Regions from separate parts of the Homo sapiens genome. Here region 1 is linked to region 2. A link is an interaction called in ENCODE POLR2A ChIA-PET data of the cell type or tissue named here. Cell type or tissue: MCF 10A. All regions are shown on one strand. Each heading gives the region's core, and the rest is flanking DNA. Links, peaks and the distances in the headings are about the cores only.

What was found. Peaks named below come from ENCODE experiments on the same cell type or tissue, not always from the same donor. Only the 100,000 strongest peaks of a DNase experiment are listed, where the experiment ranks them.
Region 1: POLR2A ChIA-PET joins it to region 2 with 5 read pairs; 3 of 35 experiments call an interaction of 5 or more read pairs at or near these places.

The regions. Positions count from the first base shown.
Region 1 is chr18:59,831,373-59,837,056 of GRCh38, reverse strand. No RefSeq gene overlaps it. Among named protein-coding and RNA genes, the nearest start is that of PMAIP1, 66 kb to the left of the region's middle. In MCF 10A, for the core only: no CTCF peak of the experiment used is centred there; no DNase peak of the experiment used is centred there.
Region 2 is chr18:59,766,434-59,772,117 of GRCh38, reverse strand. No RefSeq gene overlaps it. Among named protein-coding and RNA genes, the nearest start is that of CCBE1, 72 kb to the right of the region's middle. In MCF 10A, for the core only: no CTCF peak of the experiment used is centred there; a DNase peak (open chromatin) is centred at 2,797.

The DNA.
Region 1 (5,684 bases), core at 503-4,502, 65 kb before region 2:
GGAATAACTTTTCAGGAGGACACTTTGCCATTCGGTTTCAAAAGGTGATATGTTAGTACTGTTGACGGCGTAATCCCACCATTGGGAGTTTATGTGAAGAATGTGTTTATCAAGAAACAAAACATATAAGTAGGAGAGTATTCAGAGTTTAAAGGATAAGAATTTGAAAACAACCAATGTTCCCAAATAAAGAACTGATTAAATAAATACGGCTCATCCATACAATGGAATATTACAGAGCTATATTAATTGACCATTAATAAATTGTTGAGTAAAAATAGAAGATAATGGAATTGTATGAATATTATAATTCCACTTACACAAATGAGGGTCTGTGTGTGCTTATGTAGATATGTATATATGTATACACACACAGGAAGACATTTGAAAGAATGGACGTTAGAATGTTCACAGTGGCTACCCCTAGATGATTGAATCACAAGTAATTTTTATCTTCTTTTCATATTTTTTGAATAAATAATTATTCCTTTTATTTTATTTTAGAGAATCTTGCTCTGTTGCCTGGGCTGGAGTGTAGTGGCACAATTTCGGCTCACTGCAAGCTCTACCTCCCGGGTCCAAGCAATTCTCCTGCCTCAGCCTCCTAACTAGCTGGGATTACAGATGCATGCCACCACGACCGGCTAATTTTTGTATTTTTAGTAGCGACGTGTTGGCCAGGCTGGTCTCGAACTCCTGACCTCTAGTGATCCGCCCGCCTCGGCGTCCTAGAGTGCTGGGATTACAGGCGTGAGCCACCATGTCCGGCCCCCAGCTGTATTTTATTTACAATCTAAATCTGCAGCTAGTGAAAAAGAACCTAAAGAGGTAGTGAGAAGGGTCTGTGTGTCAGAGATCTCTAGGGACGCTTCAAAAATAACTCACTATTTAGGGACAAGCTGTGCCCTGACTTGAGGCCCACTGCCTGTCACAGTTTCAACCTTCAGATCTTTGGAGCCAAAAAGCACCTTACAAATCATCATTCATTTGTAACATGAGTTACTGAACACCCTTGGAATTCCCTTGTGCTAAGAACTGAGGATACAGAAGGAAATAAAACTAACAGGACCCAATCCCTGTGGAGCTGACGGCCTTGAGGAGAGTGGAGATAGCAAATAGGTGTCAGGTGTCACCCCTTCCCCGCATTCTGCTCCCTGAAGCCCGTGCCCATGGAAGGCAGATCACTGTGCATCTCTCTGCATGGTACTTCCAAGCAGCTACTACTAGCAATCTGAGTGGCATAAATAAGGCTAATCCAATCCACCCTACATTTTACAGCTCAAGAAATTGAAAGCAAAAACATAAGTGATTACCGCTCTAAGGAATGTGTTAAGAGGTGAACTAGATAAAATAGTCTAGGATAAGGCTATGTTTTCAGACGGTTTTCTGTATAACTGTGGGTTATTTTCAAGATCCCTCTTACCTCTGGTTTTGGACCTAAGATACAATTTTTTAAAATAAAGAATGAGATCATTTCACAAGGATTCTATAGTAAACTCAAGTTTGCAGCCTCTGAAATGATATTCCCTGGAAGAGACTTGATAACAAAATAGAATAGAGGTAAAGTATTAAAACAAACAAACAAACAAAAACCTCAATGCCCTTTCAAAAGAGAGCAAAATGATTTTACTCAAATTGGCTGCATTTGACCTGTGAAATTACTAATATGGTATCTTCTTTTTCATTTTAATAAAATTTTATTTTATTTTAAATCAGGTTTAACATTTACATTCAATAACATATTTAATAAACTTCACTTTTTAATGTGTACAGCTCCGTGAATTTTGACAAATAGTCATATAGGTGTCACCAGAATCAAGGTATCAGATATGGAAATATTCAATATTGCCACCACTCCAAAAAAGTTTCCTCATGTCCCCTTTCAGCACCAGGATACAACATTTTGGCGGTGAACTGAAATTCCAGTTAAACTGTCCCACCTGGTAAACCCAGCGTTGCATCTGGGAAAATGCCATATGCCAAAACGAAATGAGAACAAGCCAACCAGCTTGTTTTTGCCTCCTCTATCCCCCACCCAAATCCCTGTTGATCTTCTCAAGTGTCTCATTGGTCTAAATGATTTGAGCAGGTTACTATTGTTCCTTTTGCTTTGCAAATTTACTTTTAATTTAAATGAAGATTAGATTGAGTTACAATGAGATTGTAAAAGATATTCTAATTCTAAAACAATACAACATTATTGACTAAGGGAGAAAAAAATAACAGCTTGTTCCTAAATTACATCAGGATGCTAGATTTTGCTTAATTCTTGATGTGAAAAGACAGGCAGGGAGACTAGTGCTGGGTTGGGGAGGGGGGTGACAGGCAGTGCCAGCCAGACACCCACTGCCTTTCCAAGAATTCTGGGTACCGGTGATGCCCCCAGAAACTCCAAGAAAATATCATATTGAATCAAACTGAATATGGGAAGACACAAACGTATTTTAACAAATACCATCACCCGGTGTAACATTTCCACTGCAGTCACATGGGTGAAGATGCAAATTTTTCTGAAATTTTCATTTCTTTAATGATTGTTCATTTTAGAATGCTGTCATTAGTTGCCAGGGTTCTTTGTAACACTAAATACTGTTCTCTTTCACTTTTATGAAAAGACCAATTTGATCTTTCATTTGAGGATGATGAAGTTTGAGATGCTTTGTGGTAACTATTCAAAACAGTCTCTCACTGTTCTGACTCTGTGTGTCTGGTGACTAGTGAGCACAGATTGGGGGGCGGGAGCTGCTGGTCTAGACCACCTGCATCTTTTATTTAAATTAACAGGCCACCTAGAAGTGGTTCATCCTGACTGATCAAGGATAATCACTTAAATCAAGTGATTTAAGTGAAAATCAAGATAGTTAATATTACCTGAGTCCTTTTATGGACTTTTCTAAAATGCAAAACGTCACAATGCAAACAAACAAACAAACAAAATACAAAACCATCAGAGTGATTTGATAGCAAATATCAGAAGACCCAACTGAAAATGTGTTAAGCAAGAGGAGTTTATCATCTCAGGTAAAGACTCCATGGGTAGTCAAGTCCTGGCTGGGTTAATTCGGCAGCTGAGGCTCTGTCATCTTTTCACTCTGCCTCTGTGGGTAGAAGGGGAATCCCTCATAATTTCAAGGTGTCAGTCACAGTTTCACACACCCAACAAGCCGGGGCAGAAAAGCAGTATTCTTGCCCCCACCCAGATTCTATTTTTTGTGATAGAAAAGAAACTTTTCCAACTTCAGCATGTGTATGGGAAGTGGCTCTATTATAAGAAGGAAGGGAATGGCTGCCTGGTAGAGACACAGGACTTTACACTAGAGATTTCACAGACATTTCCACTAGAGCCCAGTGAGGAGCTACGATGGCCCTCCTTTGCAAGTTTGGAAACAGAAGCTCCCAGCATTCCAGTGACGTGCTCCAGACAACGTTAGAGTTAAGAATTAAACTTGGATCCATCTGGTTCTAAGTTTCAGGATCTCATTCAATACACTAAAGTCTGGTTTCCAAAACAAAGTAAAAGACAATACGATAAATAAAGTAAAATTGTAATAGGCCTACACCCAATGTGAGAATGAACAGGTAACCTTCTTGCCTGCAAATGCTTAGAATGCCTCCGCTAATAATCAGTCTTTGAGTTAAGGAATTGTCTCCGAGATACCACTATAAAAAATAGAAATATGCGGGAGATTTAGAATTAAGAAAAAGAGAAAGGAAAAAGATTACAAATATGTATTTATTTGCATGCTCTAACATCTTAACATATGTATTTATTTGCACAATCTAACATCTTAACATATGTATTTATTTGCATACTCTAACATCTTACCATAGGTATTAATTTGCATGCTCTAACATCTTAACATATGTATTTATTTGCATGCTCTAACATCTTAACATATGTATTTATTTGTATGCTCTGACATCTTAACATGTATTTATTTGCATGCTCTAACATCTTACCATATGTATTTATTTGCATGCTCTAACATCTTAACATATGTATTTATTTGTATGCTTTAACATCTTAACATATGTATTTATTTGCATGCTCTAACATCTTAACATATGTATTTATTTGCATGCTCTAACATCTTAACATATGTATTTATTTGCATGCTCTAACATCTTAACATATGTATTTATTTGCATGCTCTAACATCTTAACATACATATTTATTTGTATGCTCTGACATCTTAACATATGTATTTATTTGCATGCTCTAACATCTTAACTGGGATTCAAATATGTGTCTGGTATTTTGGTGGAGAGCACAGGATAGGTTCATTCGACAGGTGAAGCCAGAGGAAATTTGAGGTAAACTTGGTATTGGGGGCAGTGACCCTGATGGGATAGAGAGAGAGAGCAGGGGACACCCAGAGACTGGGATGGGATCGGGGAGAGACCACATGCATGGGCAACCCTGTGAAGGGTGGGGCCCAGAGGCCCTGGCTGACCTGCCTACTTCTCCAGCCACCTCTTTGATCTTCTCCTACCTTCCCCACCTTGCCTATATATTGAACTCTACCACAGGATACTTGGTTCCCTGGAGGCCAAGTTGCTCAAATTATTCCACTGACATCCCCTTATCCAGAGGGGGGTGAAATCACACTCTAAAATTTGGAAAAGCCATGCAAAGTTATCTTTAAAATTTTTCAAAAACTTATGCTTGATTTCAAAAATGACTGCAATTTTGCATTGTACTGCAACATATAGCTCAGTCACACACTGTTGGATATAATTGACTGGTTGGACCTAGGTGTTACCTGAATTGAGAACTGTGATTGTATTTGCAGAAATGACCCAATTTCAAGACCTCAAGACCCCTGCTCCCCCGCGTCTGTCTTTTTTTCTTTTCCAGGGCTTTATTGTCCTATGTTCATCTAGGAACCCGCAGGGGTCTCATGTGTACCCTGATTCTCATTCTCCAAGCTTGTGGATCCTTTCAGTTTGTCCCTTTGATAGTTTGTCCCTAAGTTCACTGAATATACAACCTCGCAGGGAAGACTGTTCAAACAGCATCCTTTTCTCTTGTTTTTCTTCAGGAGCCAGAAAGGCATGGGGGTGACTCCCCTGAATTGTATCCGTGGCCAGCAGCTCAGTTAGCCCTGTGTTCTGCCACCTGGGCTCACTGTGGTGGCCTTGGGCTGCTTTCTGCTCTGCTGACCCATCCTCTCTGGCCTGAGGGAAAGGTCTCTCCTTTCTCTTTCAGCTCTCTCATACAGGAGGCTCCTAGGTTACATCTTTCATACCCTAGAGCAGACAGACTCTCCTGGGCCTAGGTGGGATGGAGGCAGGGGTGTCCATGGGAGGGACAAGCACACCCCACATTGTCTGGAATCGCTGTCCCTGACTTAACCGCCCTCCTGCTGAGTTTGACCTTCTCCACCAGATCTGCTCACTTAGTGCCTTTTCTTTCCTCCTTCTCCTCCTCCTCCTCCTTCTTCTTCTCTCTTTTTTTTTTTTTTTTTTTTTTTGAGACAGAGACTCACTCTGTCACCCAGGTTGGAGTTCAGTGGCACAATCTCAGCTCACTGCAATGTCTGCCTCCTGGGTTCAAGTGATTCTCCTGCCTCAGCCTCCTGAGTAGTTGGGATTACAGGTGCATGCCACCACACCCAGCTCATTTTTGTATTTTAAGTAGAGAGAGCCCGCCTCAGCCTCCCAAAGTGCTGGGATTACAGGC
Region 2 (5,684 bases), core at 991-4,990:
AAGCCCCAGAGGGGCACCCACCTGTATGAGGTGTCTGTTGGTCCCTACTGGGAGGTGTCTCCCAATTATGCTACACAGGGGTCAGGGACCCACTTGAGGAGGCAGTCAGTCTGTTCTCAGAGCTCAAACACCATGCAGGGAGAACCACTGCTCTCTTCAGAGCTGTCAGGGTCGTTTAAGTCTGCAGAAGTTTCTGCTATCTTTTGTTCAGCTATGCCCTGCCTACAGAGGTGGAGTCTATAGAGGCAGTAGGCCTTGCTGAGCTGTGGTAGGCTCTGCCCAGTTCGAGCTTCCCGGCCACTTTACCTACTCAAGCCTCCGCAATGGCAGACACCCCTCCCTCCACCAGGCTGCTGCCTCACAGGTCGATCTCAGACTGCTGCGCTAGCAGTGAGCAAGGCTCTGTGGGCATGGAACCTGCAGAGCCAGGCACAGGAGGGAATCTCCTGGTCTGCCGGTTGCTAAGACCATGGGAAAAGCAAGTAGTTGGGAGGGAGTGTCCTGTTTTTCCAGGTACAGTCTGTCACAGCTTCCCTTGGCTAGGAAAGGGAACTCCCCCAACCCCTTGCGCTTCCTGGGTGAGATGATGCCCCACTCTGCTTTGGCTCACCATCTGTGGGCTGCACCCACTGTCCAACCAGTCCCATTGAGATGAACCAGGTACCTCAGTTGGAAATGCAGAAATCACCTGTCTTCTGCGTTGATCACGCTGGAAGCCGCAGACCAGAGCTGTTCCTATTCAGCCATCTTGGAACGGATCTTTTCTTTTCTTTTTTTTTTTTGAGACAGTCTCGCTCTGTTGCCCAAACTGGAGTGCAGTGGAATGGTCTCAGTTCACTGCAACCTCTGCCTCCCAGGTTCAAGCAATTCTCTTGCCTCAGCCCCCCAGGTAGCTGGGACTACAGACATGCACTACCACACCCGGCTAATTTTTGTATTTTTTGTAGAGACGGGTTTCACCATGTTGGCCAGGCTGGTCTCGAACTCCTGACCTCAAGTGATCCACCTGCCTTGGCCTCTGAAAGTGCTGGGATTACAGGCATGAGCCACTGTGCCCAGTGCGCTCCACTTTTCTATCCAGAATATTCCTTATTTTCTGTGAATCACAGCCTCACTCTTAATTGCAGAGCTCCACTGCCTCAGTGGGGGCTGAACAGGAATTGGTGGTCACATCCCCTCCTTAATCCAGAGAACCAGGTCCCAGGCTCCCTGTGTGGTCCTAGGTAGTGGAGTAGGGGGTGAGGGAGGGAAGGAAGTCCAAGTTCTCCTCACACACAAGCTCAGGGGTTCCACTCTTACCCAGAGATCACTACCCATGCTTGAGTACCTGGTCTCAGAGATCTCTTGGCTTGGTCACTGACTGACCTATAAAGTTGGGTCACAGGGATGTGTGTAGATTGGCCTGGAGAGGGGTTTCTCAGGGTCATGGGGACAGAGAATGAATCTTAATGCCTCTGAGCTGGCTCTGCCCCATCTGCTGTCCCTTCCTTCCTGCCTCCTGCTTTTCCCTAGCCACCCAGTTCCCTCCAGTGACCACTGCCAGGCTCTCTCTGGACTACCGAAAGCCACCTAGGGTTCTAGGCACACATGCACTGCCTCTTGGGAAACAGCTCTTTGGGGCTGTCTGTCCTTCTCCCTTCAAGGACTACAGGAGCTGCTGTTTACCCATGTCAGGCTCAGAGGAACCTTGGAGCAAATGGCATGATGTTATTTCTCCAGCTGAGCAAGAAAGACTTTGTTCTCATATGGGGGGCCTTAAATATTTGCACCCTGTTAGGATTGGGGAAAGACGTCCTCCAGCCAGGCTTACCAGGGAGTCCAAGGAGCTTTGGTAGAGTGTAGCCTTTGACCATCAGCCTCTGTTGCTGTAATTGGCCTCGGAGGAAGAAACCTTGGTTGGGGTCTGTCACCATGAACTGATCTTGTTTGGTTCCCACTCAGCTTCACTTGTTTGCAGTAAGGCTTGTGAAGCCTGCCTCTCCCTGTCTGCCCCAATGAGGAGTCCCAGTGGGTACTCCTGGACCAGCCTCAGCCACTCTCACCTTCCACCAATTATTTTCTGGTTTGACCCCCTCACCTACCAGCTGAGCACTTGTTGATTCTCCACCCTACTGAGTGAGCCTGCATGGACCTAGGGACCCCCCAAAGAGCCTGCCTACTTCTTTCCTGAATATTAGTTTTCAAAAAGATTGACATAACTAAAATCTCTTAAAGCTGGCAGGCAGAAGCCCCTGCCCTACCCTGGTATGTCCCTGTTCACTGGAGCCCTGACTTAGCAGAAGGACTTACCATGGGGGATCCAGGAAGGACTCTAAAGAGGATGCTGAGGCTCCTGGGAGCATCTTTCCTTCCTCCCCACCCTGAATTGGACTGGCTCTGCTATGATTAGGAAACTTTTGTCCTATGCATCTATGTGAAGCGGGCATTTTTGGCAACTCCTTTGTTCCACAGAACAGCTTAGCACCAAGAAAAACATCACGTTGATGTCTTCACAAGGTCTCTTGATCATGAGCAAATTATTTGCTGCTCACCATAAGAAAAAATGAACTTTCTCTTTTCAGTGTTTGGAAAAATCAAAGGAAAAGTGAAATTAATGGATCAAAGAGAGCTTGGACAACAAAATGAATGAAGACACTTACTTTCCAAAAGCATGGTTAAACACTTTATTTAGAAAACATTCCCAAAGTTTATAAATAGTGCCTAGCTATCAGTTCCAGCATCAACCTTAGAGAAGCAGTTCCAGCTTTCTGACCGAGTTTCTGTGACTGTGGCCAAATGGGTTTGGAATGGAAACTTTTTTTTTTTTTAATCTGGCTTATTGTTGTTTCTTCTGTGGCCACAATATTTCTCTGGAACATGGGATTACTCAATAAATGAAATATTTATTGAGTAACCAGACAACCAATGAAAAAATTAGACTTGGGTCATATTGTATTCCATATTCTTGGTAGATTTGCCTTAAATACTTAAGACAATTAAAATCACTAATGGTCACATTTGCTTTGGCACTTAGAAAAAGAATCTACTTGGTTAAAAAAGGAGACACATGCCCATGTACAAGCAAATACATACCTATGACATTAGGCAAATAGAGAATTCACACACTCAGTTGCCTCATTCCAGTATCTACTTATGATCATTTCTCTCCATTTTAGCTGTTTTCTCTTTAATATGTCAACAATGCCCATGACACCCACTTGAAACTGGGAGCCATGAGAATTAAATTTCAGTCTCTTCGATTTCCTGTAGAAACAGAAAGGCTGTAAAAGATTGCAGGCTCTGTAAGTCCAAGAGACTTAAGTGCAACATAAACAATGTGTATTGAGCAAAAGCTGTAAACATACTTATATTTTTAGTAAATGGGTGTTGGGGGAGTCATTAGTGCTATTTAACAATACTTCCAATTCTCCTATAGCTCAGGAGGTGGAAAAATTTCACTGCTTTGCCAATTTGAAGTTAGGGTTGGCCATGTGACTTGTTCTAGCCAATACCATGTGAGCAGAAATGATTGTCTTTGGGCAGATGCACAACTTTCCATGTTCCTTTCCATTTCCGTGGCAACTGGGGATGTTCCAGTTCACAGAAACTCCATTCACATGGATCTTTAAGTGAGGGTAACAGTAAAAAGTGTCCTCTGCTGACCTGAAATGGACACAGGCAACAAATAATAATTTGTTCTAGGCCACTAAGATGTTGAATTTTTTTTCCTGCAATGTAACCCTGCATATGCTGAATAACACAGAAATTGGTACATAGAAGTGGGCTGTGGCTTTAACTAAAGATCTAAAATAAATTATATTGGCTTAAGGTCCTGGTAGTGAGAGGCAGGAAACTGTGCATGCAGTAATTTAGGATGTAGATTATTCTCCTGATAAGCTTTTGCCTCTAGGAGAAGAGATTGAGAGAGAAGATTATTGTTAGTATAATAGTATGTGCTTCGGTGATGGCTGTTTTTGGCAAGATGTTACAAGAAAGAGGTAAGCTCAAAAAGAAATTGGCTCATATTCAAGCAGGAATGTCAGCAAACAGAGTTCAGGGACTTATAAGCCTGAAGGAAGACTCCGTTCTAAATAGAAAATTATAAAACGGAGAAAAACTTCAGGAGCAGGGACCAACTGAAAGTCAACCTTGCATCAAAAAGCACAGTAAGGATGCAGTCATCACACTTACTGTTGAAACCTGTGAATACAGATGTTTCTGAGTAACAGTCCAATTACTGATATGATGTCCAAAAAACTGCTTTCACTTGCAGAAAATGACTCAGGGAAAAGAGATTGTGTATGTGGTTCTCTCATTGAAGCCTGAAAGCTTCAGGAAATTGAAATTAAAGTGATAAAGAGAGGGGTGAGAACATAAAAGCCAAAAAAAAAAAAAGTCAATATGAGAATTGTATCTCAGATTGAACTATGGTTACTGCCATATAGAGCTGGCTAGAATAAAATACACAAGAAGCTATGTTTTTGACAAGAGTGGCATTGACAAAAGAAGTATCAATCAGTCTGGACTAAAAAATATGGTGATTGTTTAAAATTTAAAATGACTTTGGGACTCCAATCATCTAAGAGTAGGAAGTGGGCTGAGAAAGCTGTACCTCTCCAAGGAAGAGATATTTTCATCGCCCAGTGTCTTAATTCTTTTGGGCTGCTGTAATAAAATACCATAAATGAGTAGCTTATAAACAACAGAAATTTCTTTCTCACAATCTGGAGGCTGGGAATTCCAGGATCAAGGCACTGGCAGATTCGGTGTCTGGTGAGGGCCCAATTTCTCATGGATGATGATGGCTTTTGGCTCTGTCCTCACATGGTGGAAGGCGCTGGCTAGCTCTCTGGGGTTTCTTTTATAAGGGCACTAATCCCATTCATGAGGGCTCCACCCTCATGATGTAGTCACCTCCTATATTAGTCCATTCTTGTACTGCTATAAAGAAATACCAGAGACTGGGTAATTTATAAAGAAAAGAGGTTCAATTGGCTTACGGTTCCACAGGCTGTACAGGAAGCATGATGCTGGCATCTGCTCGGCTTCTGGGCAGGCCTCAGGAAACTTTCAATTATGGCAGGAGGTGAAGGAGATGTCAGCACTTCACTAGGTCAGAGTGGGAGGAAGAGAGAAAACAACCCAATCTCATGAGAATTCTATCAAGAGAACAGCACCAAAGGGGGAAATTTGTCCCCATAATACGACCACCTCCCACCAGGCCCCACCTCCAACACTGGGGATTACAATTCCACATGAGATTTGGGTGGGGACACAAATCTAGGTACTACCATCACCTTAGGGTTTAAGGTTTCAACATATGAATTTTGGGGGAACATAAGCATTCAGACCATAGCACCTACAGAGAATGTAGGCGCTACAGAAATGCAGCCACAGAGAATCATCATGAAAAAAGAATGGTTCAGAAGTTGGATCCAGGCTTCAGGAGGATGACTGGATAACAGAGCTTTTCCCAGGGAGCAGGACCTGACCCTAATCGAGGAACTTTCCCTACCCCTGATAGGAGCCCTTACAATGTCTGCCCAGTGGGATTTAGAATTGCTGTGGACCACCACCTGCTGTATGTCTCTTACTATCCTCATTTCTGAATAGGGCTACCTATTGTAATTATCCTGTTTCTGTTACACCATTGAAGGGTGACTGTGGACACCATTGTGGAGTGGGGAAGAACATTCAACTTCTCA